Regions from separate parts of the Homo sapiens genome. Here region 2 is linked to region 1. Evidence: chromatin loops called from intact Hi-C (ENCODE). Cell type or tissue: tibial artery. All regions are shown on one strand. Each heading gives the region's core, and the rest is flanking DNA. Links, peaks and the distances in the headings are about the cores only.

The links. A loop is a pair of places that touch in the nucleus more often than their neighbours do. Peaks named below come from ENCODE experiments on the same cell type or tissue, not always from the same donor. Only the 100,000 strongest peaks of a DNase experiment are listed, where the experiment ranks them.
Region 2: a loop joins it to region 1, with 2.3 times the contacts of the local background. A loop is called at or near these places in 1 of 110 quality-filtered maps.

What each region holds. Positions count from the first base shown.
Region 1 is chr17:6,286,826-6,297,592 of GRCh38, forward strand. No RefSeq gene overlaps it. Among named protein-coding and RNA genes, the nearest start is that of AIPL1, 140 kb to the right of the region's middle. In tibial artery, for the core only: no CTCF peak of the experiment used is centred there; a DNase peak (open chromatin) is centred at 5,286; H3K27me3 peaks cover 749 bases.
Region 2 is chr17:5,621,246-5,632,012 of GRCh38, forward strand. No RefSeq gene overlaps it. Among named protein-coding and RNA genes, the nearest start is that of NLRP1, 42 kb to the left of the region's middle. In tibial artery, for the core only: no CTCF peak of the experiment used is centred there; a DNase peak (open chromatin) is centred at 6,166; H3K27me3 peaks cover 453 bases.

The sequences.
Region 1 (10,767 bases), core at 3,481-7,480:
TTAATGGGGTAAATATTAAATTACTTTCTGCTTGCAGCCTAACAATTCCAGCTCATTCTATAAACTGGTTACATATGTGATCAGTATAATTCAGTCCTTAAGAGCACCGTCTCTGGAGCCAGACTGCCCAAGCTAACTACCCATCATCTAATCCTAGCTCTTGTATTTTCTAGCTGTGTGAATTTAGGCAAGTGACGTAACTTCTCTATGTTTTATCCATAAACATGTGACTAGTAATAGAATCATGGGGTTATTGGAACAGTTTAACAGGTTAAAATTGTAAGGAACTAAGTATTATAGTAGAGGGTATCTCGTGGTAAGCACTAGATACTATTATCACTTACCCCCTGCTATCCTATATCACTATCCCTCCTTTGTTGAGGGTCAGAGATGTTAAGTAAGTTGCTCAGGGTCACACAGCTAGTAAGGAGTGGCAATGGAATTTGAACGCTGGTCGGTCCAGCTGCAGGTCCTCCTGTCCTTTACCATCAGGGCATGTTGCCTCCCTTATGAACTTGGAAAAGACCAATCTCTGAGACTCAGTATTCTCATCCATAAAGCAGGGATAAGAATAATTTCTACTTCATAGAGTTTGTGAGATTAAATGAGTTAATACACAGAAACCACTTTAAACAACCCTAAATAAATAGCATCGACAGCCAGTACCTCAAGGTTCAACCACTTGTTAGCTGTGTGACCTTGGGTAATTTACTTCACTTCTCCATGATTCAGTTCCTTATTCTAAAAGAGGAGTAATGGTTGTGTCTATCTCATACGGTTGGTATGAATATTAAATGTATAATTTATATAAAGCACTAAGACTGGTGCCTAGCCCCTGGGAAGTTCTATAAAAGCACTCAGAAGCGCCTGAGCTGGATACCAAATCTGTCAAATTCCAGAGTCTATGTACTTCCTTTTTTTTTGTTTGTTTTTTTGAGACAGATTCTCGCTCTGTCGCCCAGGCTGGAGTGCAGTGGTGCGATCTCAGCTCACTGCAACCTTCACCTCCCAGGTTCAAGTGATTCCTGCCTCAGCCTCCTTAGTAGCTGGGATTACAGGCGTGCACCACCACACCCAGCTAATTTTTGTATTTTTAGTAGAGACGGGGGTTTCACCATGTTGGCCAGGCTGGTCTTGAACTCCTGACCTCAAGTGATCTGCCCGCTTCTGCCTCTCAAAGTGCTTGGATTACAGGTGTGAGCCACTGCACCTGGCCCATACTTCCTCTTATACCCCCAAGGAATATAATTGTAAAAGCCACACATGACCAAGACATGCCCCACTGGGCTATCAAAGGAGCCCAGAAGCACATAGTTAAGTGCAATATTTCACACACACCAGTTGGTAAGGGGCTTGGGAAGAGCCTCCTTCGCCACAAATTGCAGGGGCAGGGCTGCCCACTTGCTGAAGGCTCCACAATTGGTTCTCTGGCATGATGGGCCCCTCTCCACCCGCCCCCCGGCAGCTGGTAGAAGATCCTCCTAAAATCCCATCAATGAAAACCAGGACGGTTAGGGTCCGTTTCCCTCCTGAACAAGGAAAGAGGGCTCCTCTGTGATTGTCTGTGATTTATGATTTTGAACTGTCTCCCATCTGAAGCCAAATCTTCTTCTTTTTTTTTTTTTTTTTAAGACAGAGTTTCGCTCTTTGTCGCCCCGGCTGGAGTGCAGTGATGCGATCTCGGCTCACTGCAACCTCTACCTCCCAGGTTCAAGTAATTCTCCCACCTCAGCCTCCCGAGTAGCTGGGATTACAGGTGCCTGCCATCACATCCAGCTACTTTTTGTATTTTTAGTAGAGACGGGATTTCACCATGTTGGACAGACTGGTCTCAAACTCCTGACCTCAGGTGGTCCACCCACCTCGACCTCTCAAAGTGCTGGGATTACAGGTGTGAGACACAGTGCCTGGCCGTGAAGCCAAATCTTTTATGTCCCTATATCTGGAGCAAAATGCACTCACTTCCAAAGCTGCAGTGTTTGAGTCTAGCCAGAAATAATGAATTCCCAGCCCCCAAAGGGAAACTGTCATCCCTAGCACCCATGCTGCACCCCCACCCAGAGCTCCCAGGTCTGCTTGAGAGAGGGGGTCCCATTCAGAAGTAACACTGAAGGCCTGAGGGTTTGGGGAGCTGGAGGATGGGGAGGGGGAGGAGAGGAAAGAAGATCCTGGCTTTCCCCACATCCTTGGCTAAGGGATTTGTGCCCAAGGATGAGGGCAGGTGCTTTTCACCAATCTCAATAATAGTCATTACTGTCTAGTGAGTGCCACTGTATGCTGCACCCTTCCTCCAGGCCCTTTGATTCATCATTTCTAATCCTTAGAATCCCAAAGAGCAGGCACCACTCTTTTGCCCGTTGCACAAGCCTGGATACTGGGGCTGAGAAGCGTCAGGTAACATGTTCAAGGTCGTAGGGGTGGTAAGTGATGGAGCAGGGACTCACACCCAGGTCTGTAAGACTTGGGCTGGTATAAGTCAGGGTACACTCTGGAGCCAGACTGCCTGGGTTTCAAGCCTGGGCTGTATGACCTTGGGCAGTTTTTCCTCTGTGGCTATATTTCCTCATCTCTAAAATGGGGACAATGAGGCTTCCCACTTCATAGAGTTGCTACAAGGATTAAATAAGCTGGTGCCTTACAGTGCCTGGCACACGCTTAGTGTGGCACGAGTTCAACCTGGCACTGCCATTGTTCTGCAATGTGTTTGCACCCTGATTTGGTACATAGTTCCTGCCTGAGTCTGGTTTCTGAATACAAGAAAAATGTTTCTAGGTCGGAGTTCTCAGAATCTGGCCCCCTGACCAGCAGCATCCACACACCCTGGGAACTTGTTAGAAAAGCAGATTCTCAGTCCCCACCTCAGACCTACTGAATCAGAAGCTAGGGGTGTGATACGATCTGAATATTTGTTGCCCGCAAAACTCACATGTTGAAACGTGATCTCCAAGGCAATGTTAGTAGAAGGCAGGGCCTTTGGGGGATGATTAAATCAGAGGGTTCCACCCTCATAAAAGAAATTAGTGCTCTTATAAAAGAGACCCCAGAGGCTGGGCACAGTGGCTCACACCTGTAATTCCAGCACTTTGGGAGGCCGAGGCGGGCAGATCACCTGAGGTCAGGAGTTTGAGACCAGCCTAGCTAATGTGGTGAAACCCCGTCTCTACTAAAAATACAAAAATTAGCCAGGTGTGGTGGCAGGTGCCTGTAATCCCAGCTACTCGGGAGGCTGAGGCAGGAGAATTGCTTGAACCCTGGAGGAGGAGGTTGCAGTGAGCCGAGATCGAACCATTGCACTCTAGCCTGGGCAACAAGAGCAAAACTCCATCTAAAAAAAAAAAAAAAGAGGCCCCAGAGAGCTAGCTAGCCCCTTCCACCATGTGAGGGTGTAGCGAGAATGCATCGTCACTGAGGAACCAGCCCTCACCAGCCACCAAATCTGCAGTCACCTTGATCTTGGACTTCCCAGTCTCCAGAACTACAAGAAATACGTTTTCCTTGTTTATCAGCTGCTAGTCTATGACATTTTGTCATAGACTAAGATGGAAAGGCCCAGCTACCTGTGTTTTTCTGTGCTCCCCAAGTCACTCTGGTGCGTAATCCCATTTGAGAACTGCTGGTCGAGGTATTACAATGAGCTTGGGTTTCAGAGTTGGACTGATCTCAGTTCAAACCTTGGCCAAGCTCTTTTCTGGATTGACTTGGGCAAAGTCTGAACCTTTCTGCTCCTTAGTGATCTTATCGATAAAACAAGGATCCTCATCTCGTTCAGAAGGTTATGGTAAAGAGAAGATGGGACAGTACTTTGAAAGTGCTTCTTAACTGTGGGATGCTGCCCAGAGGTTATCAGGAGCCACAGTCCCCTCATCCACCAGTAGGAGCTCTCTTGGAGTCCAGCATGTTGGAAATAGAGTTGGAGCAGGCAGCCTCCAGGTGGGACCCCAGAGATTAGAGAGGAAGCTATAGAGTCCAGGCCAGGTAGGAATACCCCATGGCCTGGGGAGTCTGGGGGAATCTAGGCCAAGGCCACATGTCACCTGGCTCCTACCCCTGGCCAATTCAGCAGCCACCCTCCAATCCTGACCATCAGTGGCCTGGCCCATGACACCTAAACTGTGCATTCCTGAGTCATGAGTCCCTCAGAAGAGTGTAGGGTGGGGACACCAGGAGTCAAGCAGAACCCTAGACCAGGCTGCCAGAACCAGGGTAGAGATCTCCCTCCAGCCAGAGCTGACTGGTCCTGGAAGGCTGCTGTCTGCTGTCTGCTGGCCAGAAGCTATGACTTCTCCCTGCCCTCAACAGCTATGTCTGTCCTCCAAGCAGGTCATTTTCTCAAGACTCTCTTGCATCAAAAATCCTCCCCAGGCTTCCCAGGCACAACTTCCCTTCTTCCCTCTGCTGGGAGGATCTTGCAAAATCTTCCTCCTGCTTAGAGAGGCCCTTAGCAAGGCTGAGGTTCTGAGTAAAGACAGAGCCCCCAGGCAAAGCCTCACTCCACCTGCACTGGGGAAATATGCAGCTGACTCCTGCTGTCTGCTGTGGCTTTGAAGAACTGAGACCAAGGGTTCCTCTCAGGGTTGGCCTGGCAGCCCAAAGGATGGGGGTCAGAAGGTTCCCAGCTCGGACCCTCAGAGAAGCAGCCCTCCAAATGCAATGCCGCCTGCAGACTGCAACCTTGAGTGCAGTTCTGTTTTGATGCTGGAGGGCCTCCTCATCATTCCACAGCCAGGGAGCTCACCGCCTTACAAAGCCATCCATTCTGTCATTACAGGTCTGCCTAGGGCCTGCAACCTATGCAGTTTAATGGGGTCCCCACTATCAGAAGGGCACATGTTTGGTTAAATTCTCTGCTGCCATTGTCTTAAAATTCTTAACAATGTTTGAGTTTTCATTTTACACTCAGCCCTACAAATTATGTAGCCGGTCTGGGTATGATCACTGGGGAATCCTTTATATGAACTCTCATACACATTCCCACAAAATCCTAGAGGTCTTTAAGCTAGATCTGCTCCTTCTGTCCCAGGTGGGCCAGGAGAGGCCCCTAGATGGACCCTGAGCCCAGGGCTGGAACCTGGATGAGGCAAGTGAGATGCCTGGGGCATGAAGTTTAAGGAGACCCTTACTGTCTCAGTCACATACATGCTGACCCTGCACTTGTACAACCCCCAAAATAAGCAACTCCTTAAATTTTGCACCCCAGGTGCCTCACTCACTTCCTCTGGTCACTGCTAAGCCAGTGTCCAGGCTGTAAGGTGGACTCCTCAACCACAACCTGTGGTGAAACCTACAGGCCTCTCTCTGCTTCCCTCACAGGCCAGCCCAGTCCTGACCATTATTCCACTCATCCCTGGGTCAGATGGTAGGAGGAAGGCAGAGGGTTGGGCACATAGACCAGGCCACAAACCTCAACACCGACGCCTGCAGGAACCAGGACTCTCCACAGGCCAGCAGCACCCACATCACCTGAGAACTTGTTAGAAGGGCAGAATCTCAAACACTGCAGAGGCTGAATAATACCCCACTGTATGTATACACAGCATTTTGTTTCTCCATCCATCTGTCAATGGACATTAGGTTGTTCCCTTGGCTAATGTGAATGATGCTGCAATGAGCATGGGAATGCTCATATCTCTTTGAGATCCTGATTTCAGTTCTTTTGGATACATACCCAGGAATAAGATTGCTGGAGTATATGATAGTCCTATTTTTAATTTTTTGGGAACCTCTATGCCGTTTTCCACAGCAGCCACATCATCCTGCATTCCCACCAACAGTGTGCAAGAATTCCAATTTCTCTATATCCTCACCAATATTCATCGTCTTTTTCTTTGATAATAGCCACCCTAACAGATGTGAGGTGATGACATAAATGAATCTTTAGGACATTATGCTAAGGGAAACAAGCTAGTTCCAGAAAGGCAAATGCAGACCTCCCTCTGTATCTATGGGGGATTTGTTCCAGGACCTCCTTGGATACCAAAATCCACAGATGCCCAAGTCCCTGATATAACATGGTGTAGAATTTGCCTATAACCTATGCATATCCTACCACATACTTTAAATCATCTCTGGATTACTTATCATACCTAATAGATCGTAAATGCTATGTAAATCGTTGTTATACTACATATTTATTTGTGTTGTCTTTTATTATATTGTTTTTATTTTTTTGTATTGTATTTGTATCATTTCTTTTTCAAATGCAGTATTTTCAATATACAATTGGTTGAATGGGAGGTACCTGCAGATTGTGGGCCAATTGTACTGCTTGGTTCCACATATACTAGGTATCTAAAATAGTCACACTCATAGAATCAAAGAGTGGAATGGTGTTTCCAAGGGCTGGGGGAGGAGGGAAATGGGGAATTATTCATCAGTGGCATAAAGTGTCCACTAGGTAAGATGAATAACTTCTAGAGACCTGCCATACAACATTATACCTATAGTCAAAAATACTGTATTTGTTGTATGCTTAAAAATTTAAGAGGGCCAGGCGCAGTGGGTCATGCCTGTAATCCCAGCACTTTGGGAGGCTGAGGCACGAGAATCTCTTGAACCCGGGAGGCGGAGGTTGCAGTGAGCTGAGATTGTGCCACTGCACTCCAACCTGGGTGACAGAGCGAGACTCTGTCTCAAAAAAAAAAAAAAAAAAAAAATTAAGAGTATGGATCTCATGTTAAATCTTCTTACCACAGTAAAATATAGTTAACCAAAAAAACAAAAATGCAGAATCTCAGGCCCTAACGCAGACCTACTGAATCAGAATCTGCTTATCGACAAGATGCCCACATGATCTGTGTGTCTGACAAGCACTGATTTAAAGGGCCCCCGAGTTCAGCATCCTACCCCATATCTTGGTTAGGATAGAAAAAAAGCTGATGAAAATCTCTTGCTTCAGGCACTGAAAACCTACTTCTGCATTTGTGTCTAAGACCATCTGAATGCTTCTGGCCCTGTCTATCTGCTTTACTTCAGCTCTCCCTGTTTTTGTTTTAGTTTTTAATTTTAGCTTTTAAATATCAGGTTTTTTCCATTAAAAATAGCATAACCACATTTAACAAAATATTTGTTAAAAAGGAATTTACCTTACCTCTCCCAGCATATACAAAAATTAACTCAAAGTGGATCAAAGATCTAAATCTAAGAGCTAAAACTGTAAGATTCTTAGAAGAAAATGTAGAGGTAAATCTTCATGGCCTTGGATTTGGCAGAGGATTCTTAGACGCATGAGCAAGAAAAGAAAATAATAGACAAATTGGACCTCATCAAAATTTAAAACTTTTGTACATCAAAAGACACTATCAAGAAAGTGAAAAGACATCCCATAGAATGAGAGAAAATGACTGCACCTCAAATATCTTATGAGTTTAATATCTAGAACATGTAAAGAACTTTTACATCTCCATAACAAAAAAGTAAAGAACCTAATTTTAAAATGGGCAAAGGACTTGAATAGGTATTTCTCCAAAGAAGATATATAAATGACTTTTAAGCACATGAAAATGTGTTCAATGTCATTAGTCATTGGGGGAATAAGATCAAAACCACTGTGAGATATCACTTCGCAACTATTAGGATGTCAGATGGCTTTAATTTAAAAAAAGGAAACACATGTTGGTGAGGATGTGGAGAAATTGGAGCCTTTGTGCATTGCTGGTGGGAAGATAAAATGGTGCAGTTGCTGTGGAAAACGGTTTGGCTGTTTCTCAAAAAGCAAAACAGAATTAGCACGTGACCCAGCAATTACACTCCTAGGCGTATACCCAACAGAACTGAAGACAGGAACTCAAACACATACTTGTCTATCAATGTTCATAGAAGTATTATTCACAAGAGCCAAAAGGTAGAAATGACCCAAGCATCCAGCCACAGATGAATGAATAAACGAAAAAATGGTGTACACAGCCATAAAGGGTGTATTCAGCCATAACAAGGATACATGTTACGACACGGACAAACCTCAAAAACAGGCTAGGTGAAATAAGCCAGACACAAAAAGACAAATATTGTGTGATTCCACTTCCATGGGGTATCTGGAATAGACAAATTCAGAGAAACAGAAGACAGATTAGAGGTTACTAGAGGCTGAAGAGCAGTGGGAATCGAGAGTTATGGGTATAGAATTTCTGTGTGGGGTGATGACAAAGTTTTGGAAATAGATAATGGTGATGGTTGCACAACATGGTAAATGCAATTTATATCACTGCGTTGTATGCTTAAAATGGTTTTTAAAAAATAATTTAGGCCGGGCGTGACGGCTCACACCTGTAATCCCAACGCTTTGGGAGGCCGAGGCGGTCGGATCACCTGAGGTCAGGAGTTCAAGACCAGCCTGACCAACATGCAGAAACCCCATCTCTACTAAAACTACAAAATTTGTCGGGCATGGTGGTGCTACTCAAAAAATTAGCCAGGTTCCCCAGCTACTCTGGAGGCTGAGGCAGGAGAATTGCTTGAACCTGGGAGGCGGAGGTTGCAGTGAGCCAAGATCACACCATTGCACTCCAGCCTGGGCAACACAAGCGAAACTCTGTCTCAAAAAATGTTTAAAAAGATAATTTAAAACATTTCCCACAGCCCTCACCTCCAATCCCCAACCCCAACATTTCTGCAAGCAGGAGTCATTCAAGTTTGCCACATCCCAGAATGTCAGCCCCCTCCTTTCAGATCAGGGTTACATCAGAATCTGAGCCCTGGAAATGTGGAGCCACAAGGAATCTCAGACACTGCATAGTCCTATCTTCCCACGGTAAGATGGAAACACCAGGCTCAGAGGCAGGCAAGGACAATGCAGTTTGACCCCAGGCATGCTGACAGTGCCCAATTCCTACACAACTGGGGGTCCCTGCAGCCCCCAACAGATCACCCCTTGGTCCCTCTTCCCTCAGCCCCAGCCTGGATTACCCCTGCTCCAAGCAGCTGCCCCATTAACCCACCCAACTCCACTAACCATTCAGTCTCTTCCTTAGCAATAACAGCGTCACTCTGCAGGAACACTTAGTGGAAATTGACAAGCCCAGAAGCGTCAGCATCCTGGGTGTCCCTGAGAAGCTCATGGGACTGAGGAGACCTGAGTCCTAGTTCCTGTCCTATCACCACTGATCTGCCTTGTGACCTCAGGCAAGTCTCCTCCCTTCTCTGAGCCTCAGTTTTTCCATCTGTAAAAGGGGTTAAAAATGCCTTTTGCACAGGGCATTTAATTAATAATTTAATTTAATTATTATTAAATTAAATAATTGTGAAAGAGAGTAATATTCTTATGACTTCACAAGTAAATTGTTTCACCTTCACTAGACCGTAAGCTGTTTGAGAATAAATCAAATATTACCTTCCCTCTTCACTCCCCAGGTATAAGGCTGGGAGCACAGTGAGTGCCTAGCAAGCACAATAACAATGTGTGTGTGTGTGTGTGTGTGTGTGTGTGTGTGTGTATACATATAAACATACATATGCACATATTTCTTTCAGTTACCTACAGTTAACACTTTTTATGAGATGTAATAACAGAAGAAAAGCTAAATGAGTAGGTATTATTGCCCCCATTTCATAGGGGAAGGAAACTGAAGTTCAGAGAAGTCAAGTAATTTGTGCAAGGTCACACAGCAAGCAACCAGCAGAACTAAGACTTAAAATTGTGTCTGTGGCCTCAAAGCCTATGAGCCTTCTGTGTACCAAGAGAGATGCATGCAACAATTCACCAGTGTCTCTCCAAGCCCTGTGTCCCGAGGCTGCTTAACTCACAATTATTGGCAGATAATTTATCAGGTCTGCAGACAATGACCCCAGCCTAGGAACGATTGGTGGTTTGAGCCAGAAGTGGGCTGGAACTCTGAGAGAATTTTCCCCTAGAAATGTCATCAAGTCTTGGCTGGGCGTGGTGGCTCATGCCTGTAATCCCAGCACTTTGGGAGGCTGAGGTGGGCGGATTACCTGAGGTCAAGAGTTCGAGACCAGTCTGGCCAACATGGTGACACCCCGTCTCTACTAAAAATACAAAAAAAAAAAAAAAAAAAAAAAAAAAAAGGCCAGTGGCAGTGGCTCATGCCTGTAATCCCAGCACTTTGGGAGGCCAAGGCAGGCAGTTCACGAGGTCAGGAGATCAAGACCATCCTGGCCAACATGGTGAGGCCACCACTGAAGACTGCCTTCCAGCTCAGCTTCTCCCTCTGCCCAGTACCACCTCCTCCCCATCTCTACTAAAAACACAAAAAATTAGTCGGGTGTGGCGGCACGTGCCTGTAGTCTCAGCTACTCAGGAGGCTGAGGCAGGAGAATCGCTTGAACCTGGGAGGTGGAGGCCGCAATGAGCCAAGATCATGCCACTGCATTCCAGCCTGGGCAACAGAGTGAGACTCCATCTCAAAAAAAAAAAAAAAAAAAGTCACCAAGTCTTAACTACTTGAAATAGCTTTGCTGTGGGTATGTTCAAAATCTTTCCCTATGGTTATTTGCAATATTCTTGTAGTAAATGCCACCTTCTCTATGACGCAATATTGGGAAACATCACTCCCTGGGCCTCCTCCTGACCCCCTCAATACTCCAAGAGCAGCTTCAGTAGGATATTGACTCCCACTAGTCACCCCCATCCTTCTCAAAGGCCCCTGTAGCAGATAATATGACACATCACCAGGGCCCCCTGCAGAAATGAAGGACACATCTCCAGCTGCTGGAAGTGCTGCAGGCAGAGAGCCCTCACCTGGCATCCTCTTCCAGGGTTTGCTCAGCTGAGGAGGGTCCCTCACCCAAGATCATGCCCTCTTTCTGGGGAAG
Region 2 (10,767 bases), core at 3,771-7,770, 670 kb before region 1:
CCTGTGTTTATCATCTGTCTCATCCACTGATTGCGAGCAGCCCCAAGGCAGTAACCACAGGACATCTTCTGCAAAACCAGGGCTGAACTTGCTACGCCAGCCGGGGTTTCCAGACCATGCTTGGTGCTCAGCTCTGGTCTTGCTCTGCTGAGAATAGAGAAGATAAGGTTTCTGCCAGAAAGGGCACAGTCTGGGGGAAGAGTTGACTGTCATGAAGACTGGTGACCCAAAATTACAAGTGAGTTTGAACTTCAGTCCCCCGCTGGCTGGGAGAGGAGAAACTAAGGGTCAGGAAGGCTCGGAGTGTTCTAGAGGGAAGGTCCAGCCCTGCCATGGTGCAAAGGCCATTGGTGTTTTTTGACTCTGTAGAACAAGTCATGCTAAGGAGTCCTGAGCCTCTGAGAGTGAACCCTGGCATCTGCACAACACCTCAGGCCATATGTGGGGACTGATGGGATGGGGCTAGTCACCCACATTATGGGTATTCTCATATCATAAAAGAAGAGGGTGTTCACTGCTTCTATGTCAAGGTTTCCCACAACCTCATCTGAGGAAGCTACCACACAACTGGTTCTGCTTCTAGCATCTATTCTAGGACCCAGCGGCTGCCTCTCCTCTTCCTCCCCTGTATCAGTCAGATTCCAACAGAGAGACAAAACGTCAGGATTCACAGGCATACAGATGTGCATGTGTATATGTATATGTATATGTAGATACATATGTCATATGTATATGTATGTGCATATGTGTGCTTCTATGGAATTGGTTTATGCATTTTGGGGGATGGGGGCTAGGCTGGCCATCAGGAAGGGTAGCTGGAACTCTCAGGCAGAACAGAAGCTTCTGTCCACAGGTAGAATTTCTTCTTCTTCAGGGAAGCATCAGTTCTGCTCTTACGGCTTTTGCCTGATTGAATCAGTTCCTCCCAGAGTATCCAGGATACTGTACTTTACTTAAAGTCAACTGATTATAAACGTTAAGTATATCTACAAAATACCCTCATAGCAACATCTAGATTAGTGTTGATGGAATAACTGGGGGCTGTGCCCTAGCCAAATTGGCACATGAAACTGACCGTCACATTCCCCAAATTCACTTCTTGGATCTATGGAGGAAGAAGAAACCAACTTAGTCTCTTTGTGCGTATGTAAAGCAAGAAGCAAGAGGAAAAAGGGATTCCCATGGGTTGGAACCCATATCTCTGATCAAAATGGCTTACTGTTGGAGGAGGTGACTACTGACTCCCCTCAATAGCTCGAGCAGAGACCACACTCCTGCTAAACCAGTGTCAGCATCCTCAGTCTCCACAAGAACAAGTGTCTCCTTCAGGTGGTGGGAAAAGGTTAGGTGGGGCAAAAATGAGAGAAAGCATCCATTTCCTGGGCACCAAGCACTGACAGAGAACAGATTCTAAAGAAACCTCCCCCCCAGAGCTTGTCCAGTGAGTGAGATATCCTTCTAACACTCACATGTGGGAGCTATCATGTCACCTTCATCCACTTTCTTCTCTCCACTCAACCATCCACCCACCTACCCAACCATCCACCCACGCACCCATCCATCCACTCACATATCCAAATATCCACTCTTCACCCACCTATCCACCCTTGCATTATCCATACTTCCACACATCCACCTGTCCATACACCCACATACCCATGTGTCTGCCCTTTACCCATCTATCTTCCACCTCTGTATATCCATGCACCCACCTACTGATGCATCTACACACCTGCCACTCATCTATCTATTCATCTACTCACCTACCTATTTATCCATCTGCCCTCCTATCTGTCCATCTACCCATCTATTCATTCATACAACAGATGTTTACTAAATGCCTATCGTGATGCAGCCACCATACTTGGTGCTGAAAGTGCAATGACAAGAAAAACAGAAACAGTTCCTTCCCTGAGGGAGCTTACTATCTAGGAGGTAGACATTAACACAGGCAAATACCAAATTGCAATGGAGAAAATTGCTGTAAAGGAGAGGTACACAGTGCCATGAAAACCTGTAATGGGAGATGGAACCTAGTCAGGGAGGCAAGGAAGACTTCTCAGCTGAGATCTAGAAGAAGAGGAGTGGACTTGGTGAGAGCAAAGAGAGAGAGCGAGAGAAACAATAAGTTCACAGAATGAGAGGCAGCTGGTGTGGCTGGAATGCTTTCCAGGGGAGTGCAGCCCAGGGGGAGATGGGAGGTATGGTAATGGCCATCTGTCCAGGGCTGTGTTGGGAAACTTTACTATTTTTCCTCAAAACAATCAAATCATTTTAGGGAGGAAGTAAATGATCAAATCTGAGTTTTGAAAAGATTGATTAGGGAGGAGGAGAACGGCGAGGTGGGAAGACAATATAGGAGGCTGGTATAGTTAGCTGTCCTGTAGAGTGTTTTGTTACAAATTTGGTATTGAATTTTTGGGACAAATATTTTTTCTTATGCAAATATCAACCACAAATATTGTACTGAGAGATACTTGATGTTCTGTGAAGTTTGAGTACTAAAAACAGAGGTGTTGAATGAGGGCATTTTCCCTGGGGAGAAGTTCTGCAGGGCATGCTATGTCTGGTTTTTCATTTGCTCTTTGAGGCAGGGATTCATTCTCCCATCTCATCCCAGGGCTGGTATAGACACCTGATGACTGTGGCTAACCAAGAAATGAATGAAAGATTTAGAAGTCTGTATGGGTTCCGGGTCTGTTTGCTCTCAGATCTATCCCCTAGCTTTCTGTGCCCTGCTCTGTATGGAAGGGGGCTGACTTCTGCAGGCAGCATTCCCAGCCTTTTGTCAATAGCAGCCAGTGGGAGGCTCTGATGGAAGAGGGAGGTAGTGGGAAGAAGGGAGAAACCAGGATATTTCTCCCTCTTTGTCTGCTTTGGGTGGAGTCTCCAGTAGCTGCTATACCTCCTTTATAGTTGCAGCTTCTTCAGGGTGACCCTGGGCCCCTCCTGGGCTTCTTTCTCTGTCCTGTGGCCTGGAGATGGTAGTGGCTTCCTGCTGTTGCTAACATCTGGTTGCCTCACTGTCCTCCTGGGCTTCTGAGCTTTTTCATCAATCATGTAACCAATTCCTTGCATTCAAGTCCCTTTGCCTTGAACAATCTGGTGGTTTCTCTTTCCTGGTTGGATTCTGATTAATGCAAGACTGAGTTGTGAATGTGGCTTCCCTGTCCCGGGACCTTTCCTCAGTTTCTGGGAAATTCCCCACCTACATACCAGCTGCCTTGAGAAACTCCTTTAAACACAAATGATGGGGGATGCCATTCGCAGTTAAAAGAAGATACTGCTCCGTTTCTAAGGAAGAAAAGTATAAATGAACAAGTTAAGGAGAGGGAGTAAGACGAGGGAGTAAGTTTTGGGGGAAGAAGTAATGATTACAATAATAACAACTTTCAATTATTAGACCTCTGATATGTGCAGATGCCTTGCATACATTCTCATTAATCCTACAAAGAGTCATATTGTTCTCATTTTGCAGTTGAGCAAATTGAGGCTAGTAAATGGCAGAGCTAAGGCTTGAACCTCTGATCTCACTCCCTCCAGAACCTACGACCATTCTGTGGTGCGCACCAAGAGAGAAAACCTTCCCAGAGAAATATTAATATTTTTATTAGTTATACATGCACTTATATATATATGCATATGCTTAATATACTGAACATATCTATTAATAAGCCACAAAGAATATTATTAAACCAGGTCTTGCTACTCAGTATGGAAATGTCAAATCTTCAATATCCAAATCACTTTGATGATGTCTATGATGCCAAATACCCAGACAAGGGTTGAAACATCAGCCAACATCATCAGCAGCCAGTGTGACATCCCTGGACACACAGATGTCACACTACTCTTACTTTAACAATGACATAAAACTGCATTTCCAGGAGGACCTGCAGCAGTGAAATCCCAGGCTTGATTGTCCAGGAGACTATATCTTCCTCACAGCTCACAGAGCAAACAATGTAAGAACCAAATCAATTACAAGAAGAAAGAGGAGGCATCAAAGGAGGAATAGGGTTCTTGCCATGTGCATGGTACAAAAACCAGGTGGCAGAAGCCAAGGAAGTGAGGCTTATTTAATCCTTCCTTCAGGGAACTCAGCATGGAAGGCTTTTTGACAAATGTACAGGGCAGAAGAAAGAATGCTTATCAAGAATGAGTTAGGGCCAAACAGAGGCCCTAAGGAAGTTGCCATCGTCCTTTTAAAAAACTGTTCTTTTTTTTTTTAGGCGGAGTCTCGCTCTGTAGCCCAGGCTGGAGTGCAGGGGCGCAATCTCTGCTCACTGCAAGCCCCACCTCCTGGGTTCACGCCATTCTCCTGCCTCAGCTTCCCGAGTAGGTGGGACTACATGCACCTGCCACCACGCCTGGCTAATTTTTTGTATTTTTAGTAGATATGGGGTTTCACCATGTTAGCCAGGATGGTCTCGATTTCCTGACCTCGTGATCCGCCCACCTCGGCCTCCCAAAGTGCTGCGATTACAGGTGGGAGCCACCACGCCTGGCCAAAAAACTGTTTTTATATATTAGTTTTCAGAGTTTTATTTCTCCAGGATCCTCCTAGGGTTGTAACGATGACGTGCACTTTGTATATGAAGGTAGTTATTTCTTCAGCAGTGGTGAGTGGCTTACTCAATCCTTACTGTTTCTTTTCTGATAATTCTTGCCTTCAATAAACCTTCAGTGGGTTTATAGGTTAATCCAGGGCTAAGGAACAGCGAAGAAGCCCTTGGGTACTCACACGGGGTCAGACTTGCCCCTGGGCCCAGTGGCCCCACATCATTGCAGCCTGCAAGCCTTTGCCAAGCTGTTTCACCTGCAAGGGAGGCTCCCCGGCTGCTCTCCAAGGCTGTGCTCATCACTTCCTCTCATTCCTGACTCTGAATTCAACTGTCTTAGGAAGGCTTTGGGGGCAACCCTGTGCAGTCTTCCTTCAACTCCCTAAGGACCGAGATACAGGGTTTATATTTGGCCATCATCGATTTGCTTCCATCTTTGCTTTGTCTCCAAATTGTCCTACATACTACTTCCAGATTTTTTTTTTTTTTCTAAAACATAGCTCAGACCCTATCACTAGCAAATGCAAAGGCTCCAGTGGCCGCAAGGATCATGGGTTGATTATTCTTCCCTCCTTGAGACACTTTTCCCTCTTTGTATTCAGGATACACACTCATCTATATATCCTCTTATCTCACCAACGGATCCATCTTAATCTTCTTTGTTGGCTCCTCTTCATCTCCCAGACTTTGAAATGTTGGGGTGCCCCAGGGCTCAGTCCCTGTCCCTCCTCTTTATTTCCCTGCCTATGCTCACACTCTTGATGATCTCATCCTTCCTGGTGTCCTAAAACAACATGTACTTGTTGAGGACTTCCAGATTTCTGCTTCTAACTCAGACATCTTCCCTAATCCTAGGCTTATATATCCAGTTTTCTTGGGGAAAAAAGTTGAATGAATCCAGTCTCTCCTTCTTTTCTTCTTTCATTTTCTTCCTTTCTCTCTCTCTTTCTTTTTCTCTTTCTTTCTTTTCTTTCTTTCTTTCTTTCTTTCTTTCTTTCTTTCTTTCTTTCTCTTTCTTTCTTTCTTTCCTTCTTTCTTTTCTTTTCTTCCTTTCCTTTCCCTTTGTTTCTCTCTCTCTCTTTCTTTCTTTCTTTCTTTCTTTCTTTCTTTCTTTCTTTCTTTCTTTCTTCTTTCCTTTCTTCTTTTTTGACAGGGTATCATTCTGTTGCTCAGGCTGGAGTGCAGTGGTGCAATCTCAGTTCCCTGCAGCCTCAAACTCCCAGCCTCAAGCAATTTTCCCACCTCAGCTTCCAAAGTAGCTGCAACTATAGGAGTGCACCACTACATCAGGCTAATTTTCTTGATTTTTTTTTTTTTTTGTAGAGATCAGGTCATGTTGCCCAGGCTGGTATAGAACTCCTGGGTTCAAGCAGTCCTCCTGCCTTGGCCTCCCAAAGTGCTGGGATTACAGGAGTGAGCTACCAGGCCCAGCCTTTCATGATTTTCTTACAGTGTATCCTTGACATTCCTCCCCTGTGGGATCTATGTTCTTTCCCCTTGAAGATGGGAAGACCTCCGTGACTGTTGTGACGGATAGAGTATGGCTGAAGTGATGCTATGTCATTTCCAAGGCTCGATCATCAATATGCCATGCAGTTCTGTCCCGCTGTCTTGAGATGCTCACTCTTGGAAGCTAGCCACCATGCTATGAGGAAGCCCAAATGAGGCCACGTGAAGACACCATATGGAGAGGCCACTTGTGAGTATTCTGGCCAGCAGCCCAGCCGAGTTCCAGTTGATAGCCAGCTTCAGCCACTGGACATGGGAATAAAGACACCTCCAGATGATCCTAGCCTCTAGCCATTGAGTTACCCTCAACTGACACATCTTCCCAGCTGAAGCCCCAGACATTGAGAGAAGCGTCAGATTGTCCCTGCTGTGCCCTGTCTGAATTTTTGACTCGTAGAGTCCATGAGCAGAATAAAATGATTGACACAAAGTTTCAGGGGTTGTTATGCAGCAGTAGTAACTGTCGTACTAGGCCTTCCTTCGGCCTGTGTCTACCCTCCAGTTTCAGACTCAGGGAGGCCTGCCCCCTCCTCTACAGCTCCTTTTCTTGAGTTTACTTTAGACACAATCTTCTTCCTAACTGTGTATTCTTTTTTTTTTTTTTTTTTTTTTTTTTGAGACAAGGTCTCACTCTGTTGCCCAGGCTGGAGTGCAGTGGTGCGATCTCAGCTCACTGCAGCCTCTACCTCCTAGGTTCAAGTGATTCTCTGCCTCAGCCTCCCGAGTAGCTGGGATTACAGGCCTGTGCCACCATGCCCAGCTAATTTTTGTATTTTTAGTAGAAACGGGGTTTCACCATGTTGGCCAGGCAGGTCTCGAACTCCTGACCTCAAGTGATTCACCTGCCTCAGCCTCCTGAAGTGCTGGAATTACAGGCGTAAGCCACAGCGCCCCACCCCTAACTGTGTATTCTTATACTGACCCACTCCTCTCACCCCAACTACCTTACTTCAGCCTATCAGAGGAGCCAGACCAGACACCATGCACCCATTCTCAAGCCACCCTGAGGTTAGACTCAAACACTAGGGACTGTTTCATGTCCATGTGCCTTTGCAGGTGTAGCTTTTCTTGTCTGGCCACATTTTATTTTTTCCTCACCTCTTAACTTCTCAACCTGGAGAACTCCTACTCACCCTTCAATGCCCAACCTAAATGTTTCTTCCCTGTAAAAAAGACTCCAGAAGGCTCCGGATTCAGATGCTTATGGAGTGAAGTCAGAGCTGGATGTAGGTGTGGGAGACCCTGTGTCCATCCATGGGGGCTGTTGCTACCTGGCCCCAGATAATTCTCGCCTCCCTGGACCGTGGACTCAATGTGGATAGATCTTCTGATTTTTCAAGACAAGGCTGAGTTTTTATATAAAGTCTCCTGATTTTAAAACCTTTAAGTAGGCCGGTCAAGCCAGGTTGCTTCTGGCCTGGGGCCACCAGCTTGCCATCCCTGCCTTAAATCCCTGTTAGGCACCTCTCACCTGGACACATCCCACACAGTGTTTCTAGAGAGCTTTCCAGACTCTATAGAAAGGATTTTATAAACTGGGCACATAGCTGTGAACTCCCCAAGGGCAAGGTTGGCCCCTGTGTTCACCACCTTTGTAACCCCAGGGCTTAGCATAGGACTGGATGCATGACAGGCTGAAGAGGCTGTTTGTTCAGTCAGTACCAAGGTCTCCGCAGCCCTGGTCTCTGACATGAGGGTTTAGATGCTGCCCTCCACATTTTCCCCACAGTGTCAGCCCGAACTGGCTCTGAGCCCTGCCTCCTTCCTCACGAGGTTGCCCCTCTCATCTTCTCCAGGCTACGTGCCTCCGAATCAGCTCTCCACACTCTGAAAGCTTCCCCTTTCCCATCTCCCCACTACACTCCTGTTTGGAGCCTGAGCTAGTCAAAAGCCCTTCTGATTCAAGTGTGTAAATCTACTCAGAGATGCGTGCCTCTCCAAGCCTGTTGTTTTAGCTGAAGCAGGATGCTTACAGCTGATTATTGCATTACTGCGGAGCTGATGTGCAGTGCAGATCCACAAGTTAGATTGCACAATACTGAGAAAATTAGTGCTTCAGAAGAAGTTGTCTGCAGCGTAATGGATGCTCCGTCATCAACAGTGTTCCAATATTCTCTCCGGAGAAGCTAACGACGCTGACAAAATACATTGAACTGCTGTTCTCTTCCACACATTCAAATAAAAGGCAGTGTATCTTGATGCAGGGCACATCAGTGGGTGATGGCAAAACATTATTTTTTCTTTATGAATAATAGAAGACATTTGGCTTGCTCATAATCTTTTAAAAACCGTAGTCATAGTAACATGTGTCTTGCCCATTAATATGAGATTTTTTTTCTTCTTAAAGACAACAGCCTGTTTTACAGTGTGTTCTTAGTCCCCCAACAGAGCAGTATCCATTCGATTTGCAACTTGACCGAAGCCAGTTATAAAAAGGAAAGATTGTCTCTGCCACCAGCGAGATTCTTAGCTATTACCCCTGTGGGGTGACAGAAGAGCTAGATTCATTTTGGTCAAAAATTGTAGTTTAGAACAAAAGAGCAAAGTCTCTGATGAAAAGAATGATCAGTGATTGTGCCCAAGTTGGGGGAATGGTCTGCCTACATGTGCTCTTTTCCAAAGGAAAGAACTCAAGTTTCAGGAGAAGTGACCAAAATAGAAAAATAATTCCAAGTGTGCCCAAACCCAAGGGGTCCTTGCCTCTAGCATCAAGGTGGCCCCGACCGGTGCTTGTGGTGGTTACATAAAGGGGTATTACATAAACATGGGGCACGTGTTCTGTTTTTGTAATTGATGCACTTCAATAGGGGAATGGGAATTTCGTAAAAGCAAGCAGGAAAATGTGGATGTTCCATATTAGAAGGTTGAAGAAAGTGAAGTTGATTAGATTGGAGAGGGCAGCAGATGGCTCTCAGGAGACACGATGACCAGTTTTAAATATCTGAGAGTCTATTGGGGGTGAAGGGATTTGACTTGTTTTGTGTGTCCCTGAGGGAAAGAACTGATGGCTATGAATGAGAGGACACCATTAGGGAGGCATATTTCGGGTGAGTGTAAGGAAGAGCTTTCTCCTCATTGTTGCTGTCCAGATAAAGGATAGAAGGCATGAGTACTTATGGTGCCTTGGGTCAGGTTCCCTGGCACATAGCTCTGAGATGAATCTCCAAATGCACAAAGTTTATCAGGAAGTGCCTCCATGATCAATATCTGGTAAAGGAAGCATGACTAGGCAGAGGAAGGAGTTGAGCTATGACAAAACTGCAAAAGAGCTTCAGCTACTCCCCTGGGGAGCCCTGGAGTGGAGGCGGCCCTTTGGCATGGTCCTGAATTGAGGCTGGAGAGTCAGCCCTTTGGAACCTTTCACTGACCAATCATCGGATGCAGCTGTCCCCCAGGGAAGTAGGAGGAGGGATTGTGGATGAGGCTGCTCTTCAGTAGAGGGCAATTCCAGGAGAGCAACTCAGCTGGGAGTCATCAGCCACCAACATTTCCAGGAGCTGGAGGGATGAGTGCCTTTGTCCTAAAGGAGGATCTGGGCAGCATCCCACAGCATCCATTAGAGATGGCTGCTTAATGGAGATGCTGTGACACCCTGCCCCTTGTGTGACTTCTCATGATCCAGTGTTCACATTCTCTAACGAAATACCATAAAGTCCAGATAAGACTCAGTTTATTGACTGTTTCCCCATGGGGCCTCCAGTGTGGATCCTGGATGGAGTCAGAGGCACATCTCCCTTAGTTTCTAGCTTAAAGCTCTTGGCTCCTGGGCAGCATCCGACCAATACTCCTTGGTTCCAGGAAGAAGAGTTCATTCATTCAAATTTCATTCAGTAATATTAATTGAGTGCCTTCTTTTAGGAGTTAGAAATACAACTATGAAGAAGATAAAGTCCTATGCCTGCTGGGACTTATATTCTCGTGGGAGAGCTAGAAAACAATACACAAATAAAATAATCCTGGTAAGGAGAGGTGGAGTGATCATGTGTGTATGTGATGTTTGTATTGGGAATTCAGGGAAGGCCTCCTTGGGGAGTGACACTGCAGCAGATTTGAATGATATGAAGTAGTGATGTCTGAAGATCTGGGGAATAGGGTTCCAGGCAAGAGGAACAGCAAGTGTGAAAGTCTTGAGGTAAGGACAGCCTTGGTGTTTTCATGCTTCTTTTAACTAAGTAGAGTATGGGAAGATGAACCTCAGTTTTTAGGGAGAACCTGCCTTAGTAAAGAGGCAGCTGCATTAGGGGATGTAAAAGGCATTTTCGATGTTAGTAGCCAAAAACCACGCATGGTTCTCAGGAGAGAAGACCCCAGTTCTGTTGCAGAGTGCTTCCTTGGCAGTGGAAACCCAGCTGACATGATTTGTTTCCTCATTTGAAAAATCAAGATGATTTTAGTACCCACTCTGTAGGGCTGTTGTGAGGATCAAAGACTGTGATGTGTGGAGGTACTTAACTTAGAGCCTGGCTCATAATAAGTGCTTGATACATGTTAGCTTTTATTTGTGCTGTATAACTCAAGAGAGCTAAAGAGCTGGGGCTTGAATCTAGGGTTTAAATTCTATCAAAGTCCTTGTTCTATGCAATGTTGCTGTTTCTTTCTCTCTTAGTTTGAGTCTCTGTATGTCTGCTTGTGTGTCTTTCTTTGTGTCTATCTCTATGACTCCTGTACTCCATCTCTGCTTATCTGTCTGTCTCTG